4 separate regions of the Mus musculus genome follow, and all the other regions are linked to region 3. The links are chromatin loops, found by intact Hi-C in ENCODE. Cell type or tissue: gastrocnemius. All regions are shown on one strand. Region 1 has its middle 2.8 kb from the start of 1700012B09Rik. Region 2 overlaps Gpr83 (G protein-coupled receptor 83). Region 3 overlaps Panx1 (pannexin 1). Region 4 overlaps Mre11a (MRE11A homolog A, double strand break repair nuclease).

Region 1 (4,000 bases), 240 kb after region 3:
ACAGAGAACAGTGAACCCACAGACACAGTGACGCCCCGCAGACATGTAGAACTTAGACACTTTCATAACTAAGACACTGTGGCCAATGAACACCTCCTCCTCATTTCCTTCTGTGTCCTACCCTGGAAAACACATTTCTACTCCACACCAATGAGCTTACTTGTTTCAACAACCTCATATAAGTACATGTATTAGTCAGGGTTCTCTAGAGTCCCAGAACTTATAGATAGTGTCTATATAGTAAAGGAATTTATTGATGACTTGCAGTCTGCAGTCCAATTCCCAACAATGGTTCAGTAGTAGCTGTGAATGGAAGTCCAAGGATCTAGCAGTTACTCAGTCCCACACAGCAAGCAGGGGAAGGAGTGAGAGTGAGATTCCCCTCTTCCAATGTCTTTATATGGACTCCAGCAGAAGGTGTAGCCCAGATTAAAGGTGTGTACCACCACATCTTTAATCCCAGATGACCTTGAACTCAGTGATCTCCCTGTCTTAATCTTCTGGAATCCATAGCCACTATGCCTCAAGATCTTCATACCAAGATCCAGGTCAGAAACTTCTATATCCCAGCCTCCAGATTAGGGTCACTGGTGAGCCTTCCAATTCTGGATTGTAGTTCATTCCAAATATAGTCAAGTTGACAACCAGGAATAGCCACTACGGTACAATTACACAATAAGAAGCAAATCTCACTTTGGAGCATAAAAATACAAATAGGCAAAAGTCTCTGAAAAATGGCTGGTAACTTACACTACCTTGTTTCAAGACTAGATGTGAAGTAGAGGAGTGGGGCAGTGGGTTACTAGGCGATGGTAGCAGTCAACAGATTAAATTTGAAACACATCCAGATACTGATAACTACTTGACTTATTTTTCTTGAAATGATTGTTCCTCTGGGGAGAAAACCCATTTATAGACAGAAAGACAAATCCCAGATTTGTTTAGTGACATGGACAATGGCCGGATTGCAGAATGGCTAGACAAGTCATCTTGTGGTTGGTTGGAACTTTCTACCTGTTGACTATGGGTGGTATTTAGGCAGGCGTGACTCTCAAAAATTTTTTTGCTGCCACAGTCCTTTGAGCAGAATATTGTTCTTTGCACAGAAAATATATTGCAACTACATTGATTTCTTTTAGTGGTTTTGCAGAACAGACTCACCTGATAGCCCAGGTTGGCTTGACTTCATGGTCTCCTGCTTCAGCCTACAGAGTTTTGGAATTACAGGTCTGGACCACTACACTCAGTTTCAGTGAAGATAATTTTTGAAGGTAGATATCCAGGAATAACTAATTTTATCCTCTTATTTTTTTTATAGCACATAGGAACACATAATGACCTCTTACCCAAATTCTAGGAAGTACATTTTCTTGGGGATCCTTTGAGATATTGCAAGTTATCAATAATTGCATGTTAAAAGTCATTGGAATTTTAAAATCCCAAGCAAGCCCTTATAAGGAGCAGCTTCTCCAATAACTTACAGACAAGGAAATAAAGCCAATTACCCCTTAATTTAATCCAACTGGAAACATTCAATAAATTTGAAATGATGGCTACTTACAAGAATGATTGGTTGGCTTTGAAAATAATTTAGGGCTGTAGGAATTGAGAGGAGATGCTGGAGTGAGTACAGAATCCACTTCTCTGAAGCAATATAGCACAGAGCACCCTGTTACTTACTTGTTATTCAAAACCTAAACCAATGGGTAAGAGTTCTTGAAACCTGTCCTAAATGTGAAGAATTAAGCTTACAATGTTAACTCCCTGGCAATGGGCAAAGGCGGCCCTTGGTGGTGGTGATGTTCTATGTCCGTCAAGGGCAGAACAGATCTTTGGTTTTTGTCTCCACCTGGTGTACATTTTGGTCAGTTTCATTTAATCACAAAGAGGAAAAATCTACTACCCTGGTTTGGTTTTTGTCTTTTGCTTGTTCTTTTTGTTTGTTTGTTTGTTTTTCCAGAATAAAAAAAATAGAAATAGCTAAAATAATATCTTATAGATTTTGCCAATAATTTATACACAAAAGAATTTGAAGTGGCATACACATATGGTGATTGAAAACTTTAAAAGGCAAAGCCATAGAAGAAAGAAGAAAATAAAGTACCTAAAGTAATGCAGTGACTACAACCAAAAAGTAAATAAGTTCCAAGTTTTTGCTGTTGGAGAAAAGAGGAAACAAGAACTGTGTAATTCTTTATTATTTGATCAAATATACCACACTGTTTTATTATTAAGTTTTCAGGTTAACTACAATATGCTTAATCTTTACCTTGTAGAGATATAACATACAGACACAAACTTAGAAACCTTGATGAACTATATACAAAATGAACAAAACTGTGTAGCTGCCTGCAAATCAAGGTGCAAAATACAGTTGGAATCCCCAAAGCCTGCTTTGCACACCCTCGGTATTGGTATTTCCACAACGCTAGCCACTAGCACACCCTCAGCTATAAAGCTAGCCACTATTCTTTCCTAAAGCTGTCCATTACTCTGACTTCATCATTAATTTCTGCTACACCACGGAATAATTTACTATGTACAACATCACATCTGTGGATCTCTCACATTTCTACATAAAGAAGGAGTTTGCTGCTTCTCATTATGGTATTCTAAGAACACAATAATGGATAGTTATATCTTAGTTCTAATTTTTCTGTGAGCCTTTGGGGCTCTGGTGAAAGGTGCCGCTGGGACCACTCTGGGGCACCTTTTGGGTGCATCTATTCCACAGTTCGTGTGTGTCTCATATGAGGACTGCAAAGTACTTACATTCTCTAGTAAAAGCAAAAACAAACAAAAAATCACTAGCTCTTCAAACTGGTTAACATTTACACTTTTGTTCCTGACAAGCTCTTACTATGTTGCCCCAGCTGGACAGAAACAACCCTCCTACCTAACCCTCTATGGCCAGCTTAGGTGATGCTCAACAGTAGGGAAGGAGAACCCAGTTGCTATGCGCCTTCCAACCCCTGTGACTGATGCTGGACTGTTTGCTGTTTGTTGGTTTAGCAAGCAACCACTCTAACACGTGGAAAGTAACAGCTCCTTGAAGACTGCATTCCATGGTCTGTTGAGTAACAGTTTGGGACAATGTCTCATGTGCTTGTCAGCTGTTTGGATCTCCTTTTTTGTCATGTATCCATCTGTCTATTTTTCTCCAATCTCTTGCTGAGTTGTATGCCCTCTTTACACTGATCTGTAGGAGTTCTTTATGTAATCTGGGTCCTCATTATTTGTTGGCCAATGTGTTTTGAGAAAATTTTCTTCCAGTCTGTGACTTGATTCCTCACACTCTTAATAGCTGACTTCAATCAAGAGACTCTCTTAATTTTTATGTTCTCTAACTTATCATTTTCTTATGGTTAATGCCTTTTGTTGTTTGTATAAGAAATTGTTCCTAACTTCAGGGTCATGCCATGTTCAATAGTTATCGCCTAGAAGTCTTGGTGCTTCACCTTTATGGCCATGATCCATCTTAATCTGCTTGTGGTGGTTTGAACTTGCTTGGCCTCTGGGGAGTGGTAATGTTAAGAGTGGCTTTGTTGGAGGAAGTGTGTCACTGTGTGTCACTGTGTGTCACTGTGTGTCACTGTGTGGGCTTTAGAGGGTTCCTCCCATGCTCAGGCTCCTCCCATTGCAGAAGAGGCCCTCCTCCTAGATGCCTGGAAGATAGTCTTCTCCTGACTGCCTTTGGATCAAGATGTAGAACTTTCAGCTCCTTCTCCAGCACCATGCCTAAATGCTGCCATGCTTCCTATTACGATGATAATGGACTCTCTGAGTCTGGAAGCCAGCCTCAATGAAGTGTTTGCCTTTACATGACTTACCTTGGTCATGGTGCCTCATAGCAATGGAAACCCTAAGACGCTGCTGTTTGAGTTTACTGTTCACTAGAAGTCAAGGTTCAAGTTTTTTCCAGATGAGCAACCACTTCATCTAATTCCACTGCTTAATAGTTTCTTCCCTCTATTATATCTGGTGCTCATATAGTTAGGTC
Region 2 (4,000 bases), 150 kb after region 3:
AGTCCCCCTGTGGTTGCTCAGCAGTAGGAAGGGCAAGGTGGCAGATGCTACACAATTGGAGGTGGTTGACTGGACCAGCCTCTGTTGAAGCTGAGGTGGTTTCCAGAGCTCTTGCTCAAAGATCTACACACACCACCTCATGGCATCTTCTAGAAAGTTTGCAAATCAGATGGGGCTGGACAGGTTCCTAGGAACCCAAGCATCTCACTGCTTCTGTGTTACTTTCCAACTCTGTTAGTGTCTGGTCAATTGTGAGAGGAAAGAACCCTCCCCCACCAACTTCCAGCTTTCCCTAACTCATGGCCACAACGGGTTCCACAGATGACAGATCTGTCTTCCCAGACTGGATCTGGGAAGAGGGCAAGTGGTGATTAGGTAGTGGAGCCCTCCGACCATGGCTCTTCTCTGTCCATGCCACCCTGAAGGAAGGAACTGGGGAGGGTAGCCTGTCTTCCTGCGGCTTGGGTGGCCTTTGGCACATGCTCAGCAATGCCTTAAGCTCAACCCTAAAGTTCTCATTGAGCCAGCAGTAGATGAAGGGGTTATAACAAGTACTGCTCATGGCAAACCAGTGGAAGGCAAAGTAGAGGGCATTGTTGGTGTGGATGGCCTTGCTGGACAAGAGGAGGACATAGCAGTTGAGAGGGAACCAGCAGAGGGCAAAGAGGACTACCACAAGCACCAGCATCTTCACGGTGGTCTTCTTCTTGCGTCGCAGGGCGAGGTACTGCTCTGTGGTCACGTCGCCAATGGTGTTACAGAGCCACAGCTTCTTGGCCACACGAGCATAGGCCACTGAGATAATGAAGAGTGGAAGTAGGTAGAGCAGGATGAAGGTGGCCAGGTCCAGATACTTCCAGAAGAGGTCAGCTGGCTCCGGGAAGTCCGGCAGGCAGAGGGAGCGCACAATGTCCTCACTGAGCCAGGGGTTGGGGGGTAGAGGAGGAAGGAAGATGACTGGCTATGAGTGAGGGTGTCAGTATTACCATGTCCTATGGAGGAATGCTGGCCTCCCTACCTAAGGCTGGGCAATCTGTCACAGCCTTTTTGGTATGCAGCCTAAGCATCCCATCATGCTTCACTCTCCATGGAACATTTTATAGAGGTCAGGAAGACTCCAGACTCTGTGTCCCCTAAACCTGGCATTACCTTTTGGACACAGTGGGTCCACAGATATTCAATGAATGAATGAATGAATGAATGATGAATGAACGGATCAATGAAGGAATGAAACAGCGATGTCCCTGCTTAGGAAACCAGCTCTTTCTTGAGTCCCCTTTGTAATCAGTGCTCACCCCAAAGAGCAACCATTAAAACAGATGGAAGGTCAGGAGAGCAGGTGGTACAGTACACATGCCTCTAGCCCTGTCCAGGCCTTACTAGCTTCCTTACACATTCTTTCTAGAAACGGAAGGAGGAGGCAGCTGTTTCCCAGGGGAAAGCTGTAAGATGACAAAACCACTCAAAGTTCCCTCCTTGGTTCACTGTTGGTGAATGTGTACTGCAGGTTTGCAGTGTGGAGGCAGAGTTAGGGATCGACTCAGAGAGATCATGAGTTCAAAGTGAGATCGCTCTTCCTTCTGTGCAGTCTGCCATGGAGAAAGGCGATTATGAAGTAGGTGTGGGTTCTGTTGTTGTTTTTAACTGAGTGTTTGAAAGAAGGAGTTTACCATTTGGTAGGAGCATATGTTAAGGATCAAACTGGGTAGTGGGGGGATAGGGAATCCTGCCTCAGAAGCATATACTCATGCTTATTTTCTTTCTAAGTTCTGCGAGCAGGGAATTCTTGCTTATTTTAAACAGGGCTGAGTGGTTATCTGTGTGAGCACACACTCCCTGGTGGCAGAACCTGGTAACTACTGCCTTGCCCTTGCAAACGGACTAGAAAGCAAGGGTGGGTTGAAAAGAGGATGCAGGGACTCAGCATGGGCCACGAGACAGGATGAGAACTGGCAAGAACAGCTCATGAGGCACGTGCGCTCGACAGCGAGAGTCACATCCAGAGGGGGCTCCTGTTTAGTCCCAGTGACTGTGGGCCAGGTCTATTCTGGAGGTCAGCATGGTACACTCTCCCTTGAGCCCCAGGCTACTCCAACTAACACTTCTCACCTGTACTTGAAGGTAAACAGTTTCTGGCAGATGGCATGTGGCAGAGAGAAGAAGGTAGCCATGACCCAGATGACAGCAATATATATGACACCCTTGGTGATGGAGATCCGAGGCTTCAGTGGATGCATGATGACCTAGAAAACACGTGAAGGTCTCACAGCTGAGGGTGAAAGCAGGTAAGAGCCCAGGTCTTGTTTATTAAAGGCTGTGTACCCTTTACTTTCCCTGGTGATGCCCGCATGGCACTAGGCAGTCAAGGAGTTAAATGGAGGTCACCCCTACCACAGCAGCTCACCTCCAGGGGTGGGAAGAGGGTGTCATGTAGACTCTGTGACTCCTGGAAGTCCCAAGGCCTCTTGCAAGTGAAAAGAGCAGGGCAGAGTGAGGAGGGTACAAAGGTGACAGAAGGGGACCTGAGCTCGCCCCCATCTCCTCGAGGCCTGACCATCTTCTGTAGTTCCAGACCCTGGACGGTATAGAGGGTTCTGACCATAAGGAGCAATCGCTTGTCACCCACTGCAAGAAGAGTGGGTGGCTGATTTGATGCCACCCACTAAACCCATTACTAAATTCCAACCCAGACTGATTTCCATGCACTTCAAAGGGAACCTATATCGCAGACATGGAGCCAAAATGTGTCTTGGAATTGATATTGTGTTTTAGCCAATCAACTCTTCTAAGAAGCTTAAATAATGTGAGACTCGTTCCTGGGGCAGAGGTTCTCCAGATCTCTGATGGAATTGGTGGAGACTAACCAGAGGTAAGGAACAGTTGTGTGCAAACTTTCCTCAGCGGGTTGTGGCATACCTGTGCTATGGGAAGACCTGATTCTAACATGATCAAGGCAGTTTGGAAATAGAGCGATCTCAAATTTGGGCAGTCCATCCCTCAACCAATGTGTAAATTCCTTCAGGAACACTCTTTTCAAGCTGTCACCAGATGCACTTAGATGTGGCTGGTGACATGGGACACTGTGTCCTTGGCAGCTCTGTCCACTTTGAACATTTATTTTTACTTGAAAGCCATTCCTCACATTGAATGGGGACTTTGAGTGTGGGTCTTTGGAGCCAGTTCTCTATTGGGCCGTATCATGCTTCTTGGGTCCTCTCAGAGCAAACATTGGTTCTTTATCTGGAGGATACTTGCTTTGTAGGTCTGTTTAAATCATCACAGTGCAGGACACTCTAGCAATAAGAGCTTGATCTTGGAGCTAGACACATGCTGGACCTAATGTGATCATTCTTGGTCACATGATCATGGCAAAGCGTGCGCATTTCTGAACCTGACTCTTACTTTTTAATATGGTCTAATCCGGTGGTTCTCAAGGTTTTCAACCTGTGGGTCACGACCATCAGAAAACACATGGTTCTGATGACCTTAGAAACTGAGACACTGCTCACTGGCAGCACTATAGTTATGAAGTAGCAACAACATGATTTTATGGCTGGAGGTCACCACAACATGAGAAACTGCATTAAAGGGTCACACATTAAGAAGGTTGAAAACCACTCAGCAATATGTGCTTATGGAGTTTGTGGGTGCAATATACCTGGGCCCAGAGTTGGCCTCTTCCAAAAGGGATGACCTTGGGTCCTCTTTGAGTGCCTACCACCCATGGGGCAACACCCCATATGCTCACTCCTGTGCTAACAGCCCACCTCTCCTGCTAGCAGTACACTGGTGTGTGTTCCTACTACACTGTCTGGGCCAGAGACTCTCCGTGTCCCACCTAAGCCCTCTCTGACCTGCAGTTATCTGCATCTGCTTCTTTATTCCCATCTGTGATTTTCTGTGTTTGCTTTTCTACTACCAAAATAATTCCTTACGTTCCGCGATGGGAACCAGCAGAGAGCCTTCCCTTCAACAACAAAATGCAAATAGCCATTTGCAA
Region 3 (4,000 bases):
AGCTCAGCACCAGCTGCCCAGGGAGTGGTGCTGCCTGCAATAGGCTACTTCCTCCTATCAGTTAGTAATAGTGACAGCCCCTGCCCCTGAGACACACCTCCAGGCCACTCTAAGTGAATTCATCCGAGGCTCCCCACCAGGTGACTATAGGCTGTGTCAAGCTGACAGTCAAAGCTACTGAGGACAGACTCTGGGGAGCAGTGGCACTGAGAGGCAGGAGTAAAGGGCAGATTATCCTGTACATATAAGCTTGTCAGTACAGTAGGGTGAGCCAGATGCTTCCAGGGCTATTCTGGGGCAGAGACCAAGATGAAGGACATGGGTGTGGTGGCAGGGGTTGAATTTTGTCACCCAAGATTATGTTGCCATCTTAACCCTGTATACTGAGAGTATGACTTGAGTTGAACAGTTTGTTAGAGATTCAGTCGTGAGTTATGAGGACCAACCCTGGAGCTGATGGTGTCCTCTTACGAGGAGAAAAATTGCACATAGACACACGTCAAGGGGAGAGAATGTGGGGACACTTGTGGGGGAGGTGGCCTCCCCAGGGCCTTCGGAGGGAGTTCTGTAGGACTGGCCTACAGAACAGTCAGAGAAAAGACTCATTGTCCACGGCCTTGCAGTGTGTGGGATTTGATTGTGAGAGTCCCGGAAATGAGCAGGGCTTACAGTCAAGATGGCTCACTGTTTAAGAGCAGGCTCTGGTCTGCAGAGGACCTTGGTCTCTGAGGCTCTTAGTTTTAGCATCCACCCCTGCCTGTACCTCCTGTTCCAGGGGATCCGACCCCCACACATACCTAATACACACACTCTCACACACATAGACATAATTAAAAATTAGGTAAATCTAAAATATATACTTTTCCAAGATTGTTCCCTAACTAGAGAAGTAGCCCATGCCAACTGGACATAAAGCTGTGGCTTTGGAGTTGGGCACAAATCAGTAATCATAGCTGCTATATTCCCACACGGAATGTTTTTCAGTTTTTTGCCTTGTAAAAATAAAATATAGAAATATGTTTAATCTAAAACTTAAAAAAACAGTAAACATATGTTATAGTGGTACAATTTACATGTTAAATAACAATGCAATAGGATGATCTTATATAGCTTTAAATAGAAGAAATGGGAGAATTTTCAGATTACAAAACCCCTTTCCTCAGAACAGTCTTTTTAAGTCACTTTTTTGAGTGACTAATCGTGCTTAATTCCTGTTGTTCAGCTTACAGTCCTCTGCATATCCATCCACTGAGCTCCGACCTCCCAGACAAAGCTCAGTGTCCACTAAACTCCCATTCCTCAGCTCTTGGCAGCCGCCTAGCTTGTGTGTCCACCAGGCATGGCTCTCAAGGGACTAGGGGTTCAGGGTGTGTGTAAGCATGTCTCAATTCAGTGCCAGCTAAACTCCAGAGACATTCTTCAGGGTAATGTTCAAGTGTCTGTCACCATGGACTGGCATTGTCAATTCTCCCTGTTGACTAGGCTGACCTTCTCTTATCCCTTCCTCTGGACTCCTACCCCTGCTTTTTTCACAGCTGATGGCTACCCCTGGCACTAAGAGCAGGTATTTTTTGCTGGGCAAGTGAGTGCATCCAGGATACCAGCAGAGGGCGCTCTAAGACTGCTTGAACTCTGTTCTCTAGTCTCGTTCAGCTCATCATGGACAAAGATTAATCAGATTTCTCTGAAACAGAGCACTTAAAAGAAAACGGGAAAGAATAGAAAATACTTAACAAAGTGGGCAAAATATTTTTCTAAAGCAGAGTCATAGAGACTTGGAGGATTCACTGGAAACCTCTGGCATTACCTGGAATATGTACAAACCCGGGAATGAACCCCACCCACACTTGCTAGAGTAGAACTTTTAACATTGGGGTTAGTGCCAGGAAAGTGGTGTTCTCAGAATCCTTCAAGATTCTGGGCAGGCTTGGATCCCTGAGTGGGCGCCACCAGACTAGACTGCTGTTGCTCAGACAGTGTGAGCCTGCACACCAGTGTGCCATTGTGGGGATGTCGACTCAGACCTGCAATTCCATGTCTGGCTTAGTTCATTTCTGTTGCTGTGATAGAACACCTTGACAAATTCCGCTTACAGGAGAAGTAGCTAATGTCAGCTGCAGGTTATAGCCCATGTCTTCGTCTATACATCTGACTATGGGGAAGTCAAGGCAACAGAACCTGAAACAGCCACATCGCATCCACGGACGAGGGCAGAGAGGAATGAATACAACGTGGTCATTGCTTGCTTGTACCCAGCTTGATCTTTCCACTCTCGTGCAGTTTAGGACCCCAGCCCCACCTAGGGAATGGTGCTTCTCACAGTGGGCTAGCTTTCCCACATCGATTGTCTTAGGGCAGTTTCCCACAACCATGCCCTGGGTCGAATCAATGTACATGGTCTCTCAGTGAGACTCCTAGATGATTCTAAGTTGTGTCAAGTTGACAAAGCTAGCCATTACAGGGACTCTGGCAGCTTCAGGAATGAGAGAGAAGCCACTGGTCTGAGGACCACAACACTAGGTCAGGTTGGCTAACTGTGACACCATATATTGTCAAGCCAAAGCCAAATATAGTTCTATACCAGTAACCACTTACCCATTAATCTACACACTCTTCTCACAGTCTGCAGCCAAAGGGAATGGCAGCAGAGGTAACAGTGTGGCTCCCAGTGTCAGGGTGCTTCACAGGAGAACTTTGTCTGGTCTGCAGTACTGAAGTGCTCTCAGACAAGGGCAGAGTACCACTGTGACATCTAGACCCAGGCAGAGCTTTGCCTCTTGCACGATGCTCTGAATCTTCTGGCTCCATCCTTTCCTTCTTCTGCTTGCTGTCTTCTCCAGGCCTCTGAGGTGCTACCCGCTGCTCAGATGCCAACAGGCACAAAGCCTGATTGTCTTCTCCTTGACATCTTTCCTGTCTCCATTCTGAAAACTGCTCAGGGCTCATTGCTGCCATTTTTTCCCATATTTGGAAACTGACTCTAGGTGAGTTTTTATCTGACCATCCCAGCACAGGCCTGACATCCTTTGTACTTTTGTCTTTCAATACAAGATGCTTTAGTTTTTGCCTGCTTCCTGTCCCTTCCAGTATTCACTCTGTCTGACCCTGATGTATCGCAGGGCCCCAGCTTGCTTCCTCTCTCTGGGTCCTCCCCCACCCCCCCCCCACCCCCCGCCCCGGGGTGATCAGTGCTATGGTACCCTTGGCTACAGCTGTCTGTTCTTTCAGGACCTGAAGCACAAGCCAGACCCTCCCTTTCCTCTCACCTGTTATTGTGTAGCTCCACCAGGCTCTTCTTCACTGGAGGCATCTCCTACCAGCCTCTCACCTTCGATGTGCCGCTATGTGCCCCCTGCCTTGCTGCCTCTGCATCCTCTGTAGGCTTTGTGGTTTTGCAAAAGTGTTTTTGACCACTCTCTACTGGTGGTTTCCTGCTGTGTAAAAGAGTTGGGGTCCTTTATAGTTTCCTTGCTGGCTAACATTTTATGTTCCCCAGAGCCCCTATAAAAAACTGTAACAGATCAGAACAAACTCCACAGTGGGGATTCATTCTCTTGCATGATCCATTGACTAACTCTAAAGGGAAATGCTGACAGAGATGAGAGGATGGTAGACAGAGGTGTCCAGTGTCTGCCTTCATCTCACCAGACTCCCTCCTGTGGCCTGTCGTTACTGCCACCAGTTTTTTGGCTAACTATGTTTGCAGAGACCATATTTCAAACAGTTTCAGACTCAAAGTTTCTTGTTTTTTGTTGGTTTTGGTTTTTTGTTTTCAATTTATGTGTGTTTTGCCTTCATACATGTCTGTGTACCATGGGCTTTGATTTCTAATTGTTAGGCTGTGTAGTCTTTGGGAAGGTGCTGCTACTTGAACCAGTGTGTGTTGGGGGCAGGCAGGGGCATCCTGTGCACTGCCTGGCATAAAGCAGATGCCCGGGGCCTTAAATATGTTTTAAGTCATCATCCCCTTCCACATTCGATAAGGCGAGGGCCATATCCC
Region 4 (4,000 bases), 190 kb after region 3:
CAAACAAACAAACAAACAAACAAAACAAAACAAAAAAAAAGGATGGGTGGGGACATGTCAACCCAGACAGAAGTTCAAGAGCACAGCAGAGTGTCATGACACACCAGTGCACATACCTCTACACAGCCCAATGAGTCCTAAACAGGATAACCACCACCACGACCACCACCACCACCACCACCACCACCACAAGTAAGACCACAGAGAGTAAGCTGAGGGAAAAAGAGGTTTTACTTTAAGGAAAGGTAACAGCTGATACCTTCCAACAATGAAAACAGGAAGAGTTCCTTTAATTAAGGTGAGTATACACACTGGTATCAAGGAATGTTTCACACAAAACCATTAACCCTGAATGAGAAAGGGCAGGCTGGGCTGAGGCACTGGTTTAGCCACTGAGCCTAGTATCATGCTGAGCTCACTGGGGCTTTGGCAGGGAAGCATACACACTTCAACACTCTGTTTTTGTAGTCCACCATTTCCTATTTTTTATAGTAATAAGCTCTTGAAGGTGCCTCCTGATGCACCAGACATTGGGATCTACTTGTTTTATCCATGGAATTACTCAGCTCAGCTCAGCTCAGTCCCCCACGCACACTGCAAAGCTGCCTCTCCAAGCCTAAGAACTATTTCTCCAGAGTGTTTTAGCCTGACATCTCAATGGCTGCTACTACAGTGAGTGCAGTTACCAGGGAGGCGCCTTCAACCTTCCTGGGATGGAAAATATAAGCTACAGCTCTGTACTCACCGTCTATAATGGACATGTTTCTAGATGTTGATGAGGTGGCCTTTGAGCTCCTGCCTCGAGTAGTGATCTCCAGCCCAGTGTCTGCAAGAGGAATCACAGTGGTCAGGAACCTCCCTCTGCACAATGCAGAAGGGAGAGCTCACTAACAAACAGTGCACAGAAAGCCAGCAGCACATACAAAACAGAGTCTGAGCGTCAGATTTCAGACTGTCCTTAGTCACCCTGGTCCTCGGTTACGCTTTAGGACACAAGCTGTAAGTGTAAAGATGATAAAACAACCACAGACTGATTCTTCAGAGCTCTTTTTTGATTTGTTTGTTTTTCCGAGACAGGTCTCACCATGTAGCTCTAGCTGCATGGGAACTTACTATGTAGACCAAGCTCACAGAAATCTGAGTGTGCACTACCATGCCTGGCTCTTCAAAGCTCTTATAGTAAGTCATTCTTTATGTTACCAGCTCAGGTTCCCTAGGATAAAATATTCTTTTTACATTTTTTAAATTTTTATGTGTATGTGTGATGATGCAAGTTTATGGCCTCACATGTATGCAGGATCCTGTAGAGCAGAAACAAGCATAGGATCCCCTGGAACTGAAGTTATAGACAGTTGTGAGCTGCCATGTAGGTGCTGGGAATTGAACCCAGGTCATCTAGAAGAACAGCTAGTGCTTTTAACCCCAGAGCCATGTACCCAGCCCTCCATGGACAAATATTCAATGAAGAACAATTCCTACTGAAAGATTTATGGACTATACTAGGAAATCACTGGATGGCAATGCTCTGTCATCTGGACCATCCAGAACTACAGTACCAGTGATGACAGCAGTGCTGTGACAGCCTTTAGAAGGTAAGCTGTTTAGTGTCCTTTTCACTCTTAAACAAGCTCAGAGAGACTAACATGTAAGTACTTTATCTCCTGATAGTAGCAATATTTCTCTGATCTAGAATTGTGATTTGCTAGCCACTTCCTTCATTCACATTTGTCAATCATTATTCCTCCATACATGAGAGAATATATACAGGAGAAGTATACAGTGAGGCTCTTAATTATAACTTAAAAACAACTAAAACCCTATGGCTGCACACAGCCAGTTACAAACTGTCCAAGTTCTACTACAGGTAGCTGTTACACATCACAAAAATAACAACTGTTTTAGAAACAAAACCTCCTAATTCAATTCTGACCAAAGGACACAACTTGGCCCTTCTCTTGTAGCTTGCAAGTTTGCATTGTTGAAAGACAAAGATGGGTGCTGACCTCGGCCTCTCTGAGAGCCTCCTCTAGGTGCCGAGCTCTGCCCTCTGGCTCCTCTTCGCCCTCGGCCTCGGCCTCGGCCTCTGCTCGGCACTGCTGACAGGCTGTCATCAGAGTCATTTGCTGTCTGCTCCGATGTATCAAAGCTCAGGTCCTCAGCACTAAAGGCTGAGGTGGAGGTCTCTGACTGTGATCTGAGGGCCCGGGCTCTGCTCATGGCCTGGGCAGCAGAGATGGCACATCAGCAGACAGCATCATACCCACCTCTCATTCAGTCATATCAACCCACTAACTAACTCAGTGTGCTATACAGATGTGGGAGGAGTGTCTCACACTGCCTTACCTTACCTGTGCTGCCACCCGCAGGAGACCTCTTACGAGGGTCTCCAAGAAAACTCGGGTTTGTACTCAGCACTTCTAGAACCAAAGAAGAGGCTGAAGATCACTCAGCATCCCACACAATGTTTGTAAAAGACAGTCATGAGCTTCTTTTTTAGAATGAGCTCTTAATTAAAAAGAGAAAGAAAAAACCATGACATTTTAGGGTGCATTTATTTTCTTTCTGATTTTTAAATATGGCAATTTCCTCTAAAATAAATTTTATATCCAGAAACACATGGATAATAAGTTGTTATCTTGTTTTATATATATATAACAATATATATATATATAACAATATATATAACAATATATATATATATATATATATAGTTATAAAAAGACTGAGAAAGGAGCTGGAGAGATGGCTCAGTGGTAAAGAGCACTGACTGCACTTCCAGAGGTCCAGAGTTTAATTCCCAGCAACCACATGGTGGCTCACAACCATCTGTAATGGGATCTAATGTCCTCTTCTAGTGTGTCTACAGTGTACTTACATAAAAAAAAAAAAAAAAAAGAGAAAGAAAAAGAAAAAAAGACTGAGAAAGAATCTTAGAACTAAGCATATCTACTTTCTTTATTTTATAAGAAATCATTTACAAAAGACAAATTTGAGATTTAGCCAAACACTAACTCTAAACGGATTTTTTTTTTAAATTAAAAATAGAATGAAAGCAAATGTGCCCTGACCTCTTCACTGAGATCTGTCAAAACATAAAAGAGAGAAGAAACCCCAAACAGGTTTTAATAAAACTAGAAAACAATTCCACCCCCCACCCCCACCCCTCCTCCCCGCTTCTGAAGAGTAAATACAGGCATCTGGGGAAAGCCGAACAGTGGGGAGTCACAATGCTGAGGCACAGCCCCACAGCAGACATAAGGCAAGTTATAAAGCGGTCTGATAGCAGGAGACCAGGGACTCCTCAAGCTCTAACAGGACCACTGGCATCAAGAGAGGTGGGGAGCACTAAATGAGATGGGTAGCAAGTAGGCAAGCTAGGAGTGGATGAGGACTGAAGCTGTAGGATATGAGGTACAAAGGAGGTAGGTTAATTCAGTTTCCAAAAAGCTAGGGAAAAGTTGAGGAGATAGCTCAGTAGACAGAGTGCTTGCTTTGGAAGCATAAGGATGTGAGTTCAAGCCCAGCACCCATGTGAAAGGCACGTACAGTGATCCCAACTTATAATTCCAACACTCGGGAGCCCAAAAAGGCAGGATCACTAGGCTCATGGCCAGCAAGATGTGCTGTCTCGGGGCGGGCAGGAGTGGCTAGGGAGCCGGTTTGATGGGTAAAGCGCTTGCTGTACAAGCATGAGGACCTGAGTGTGGGTCCAGAACCCACACTAAACGTCTGGGTGCCACTCATGCGTCTACTATCACGGCGCTGGGAAGAGGCAGACAATCTCTGCAGCATGTGAGCCTGCAGCTTAGTCTAATCAGTAAGCTCCAGGTTCAGTGAGAGACCCTGTCTCAAAAAATAAGGGAGAAAGCCATAGAGGAAGACACCCCACATTGATCTCTGGCCCCACGTGCACAAATAAACACATGTAAAGTAGCAGCATCTAAGAAAAACATTCAAGACTGTCCTCTGCATACATGTCCACACACAAACACATACACAC

The links. Hi-C counts contacts between places; a loop is a spot of excess contacts. Peaks named below come from ENCODE experiments on the same cell type or tissue, not always from the same donor. Only the 100,000 strongest peaks of a DNase experiment are listed, where the experiment ranks them.
Region 1: a loop joins it to region 3, with 5 times the contacts of the local background. A loop is called at or near these places in 26 of 42 quality-filtered maps.
Region 2: a loop joins it to region 3, with 7 times the contacts of the local background. A loop is called at or near these places in 33 of 42 quality-filtered maps.
Region 4: a loop joins it to region 3, with 3 times the contacts of the local background. A loop is called at or near these places in 4 of 42 quality-filtered maps.

What each region holds. Positions count from the first base shown.
Region 1 is chr9:14,771,850-14,775,849 of GRCm38, reverse strand. No RefSeq gene overlaps it. Among named protein-coding and RNA genes, the nearest start is that of 1700012B09Rik, 2.8 kb to the right of the region's middle. In gastrocnemius, a CTCF peak has its summit at 1,842 (motif pointing left); no DNase peak of the experiment used is centred here.
Region 2 is chr9:14,865,092-14,869,091 of GRCm38, reverse strand. It overlaps Gpr83 (G protein-coupled receptor 83), which reads right to left. Exons shown (of 4, transcript NM_010287.3): 3 at 2,110-2,243; 4 at 1-917. The coding sequence ends at 293. Among named protein-coding and RNA genes, the nearest start is that of Gpr83, 6.9 kb to the right of the region's middle. In gastrocnemius, a CTCF peak has its summit at 1,834; a DNase peak (open chromatin) is centred at 1,866.
Region 3 is chr9:15,013,347-15,017,346 of GRCm38, reverse strand. All of the region lies in intron 2 of Panx1 (pannexin 1), which reads left to right. Among named protein-coding and RNA genes, the nearest start is that of Panx1, 30 kb to the left of the region's middle. In gastrocnemius, a CTCF peak has its summit at 1,599 (motif pointing right); DNase peaks (open chromatin) are centred at 1,340, 1,598 and 1,915; H3K27ac peaks cover 617 bases.
Region 4 is chr9:14,823,361-14,827,360 of GRCm38, reverse strand. It overlaps Mre11a (MRE11A homolog A, double strand break repair nuclease), which reads right to left. Exons shown (of 20, transcript NM_018736.3): 15 at 2,004-2,220; 16 at 746-826. Among named protein-coding and RNA genes, the nearest start is that of Gpr83, 35 kb to the left of the region's middle. In gastrocnemius, a CTCF peak has its summit at 2,403 (motif pointing left); no DNase peak of the experiment used is centred here.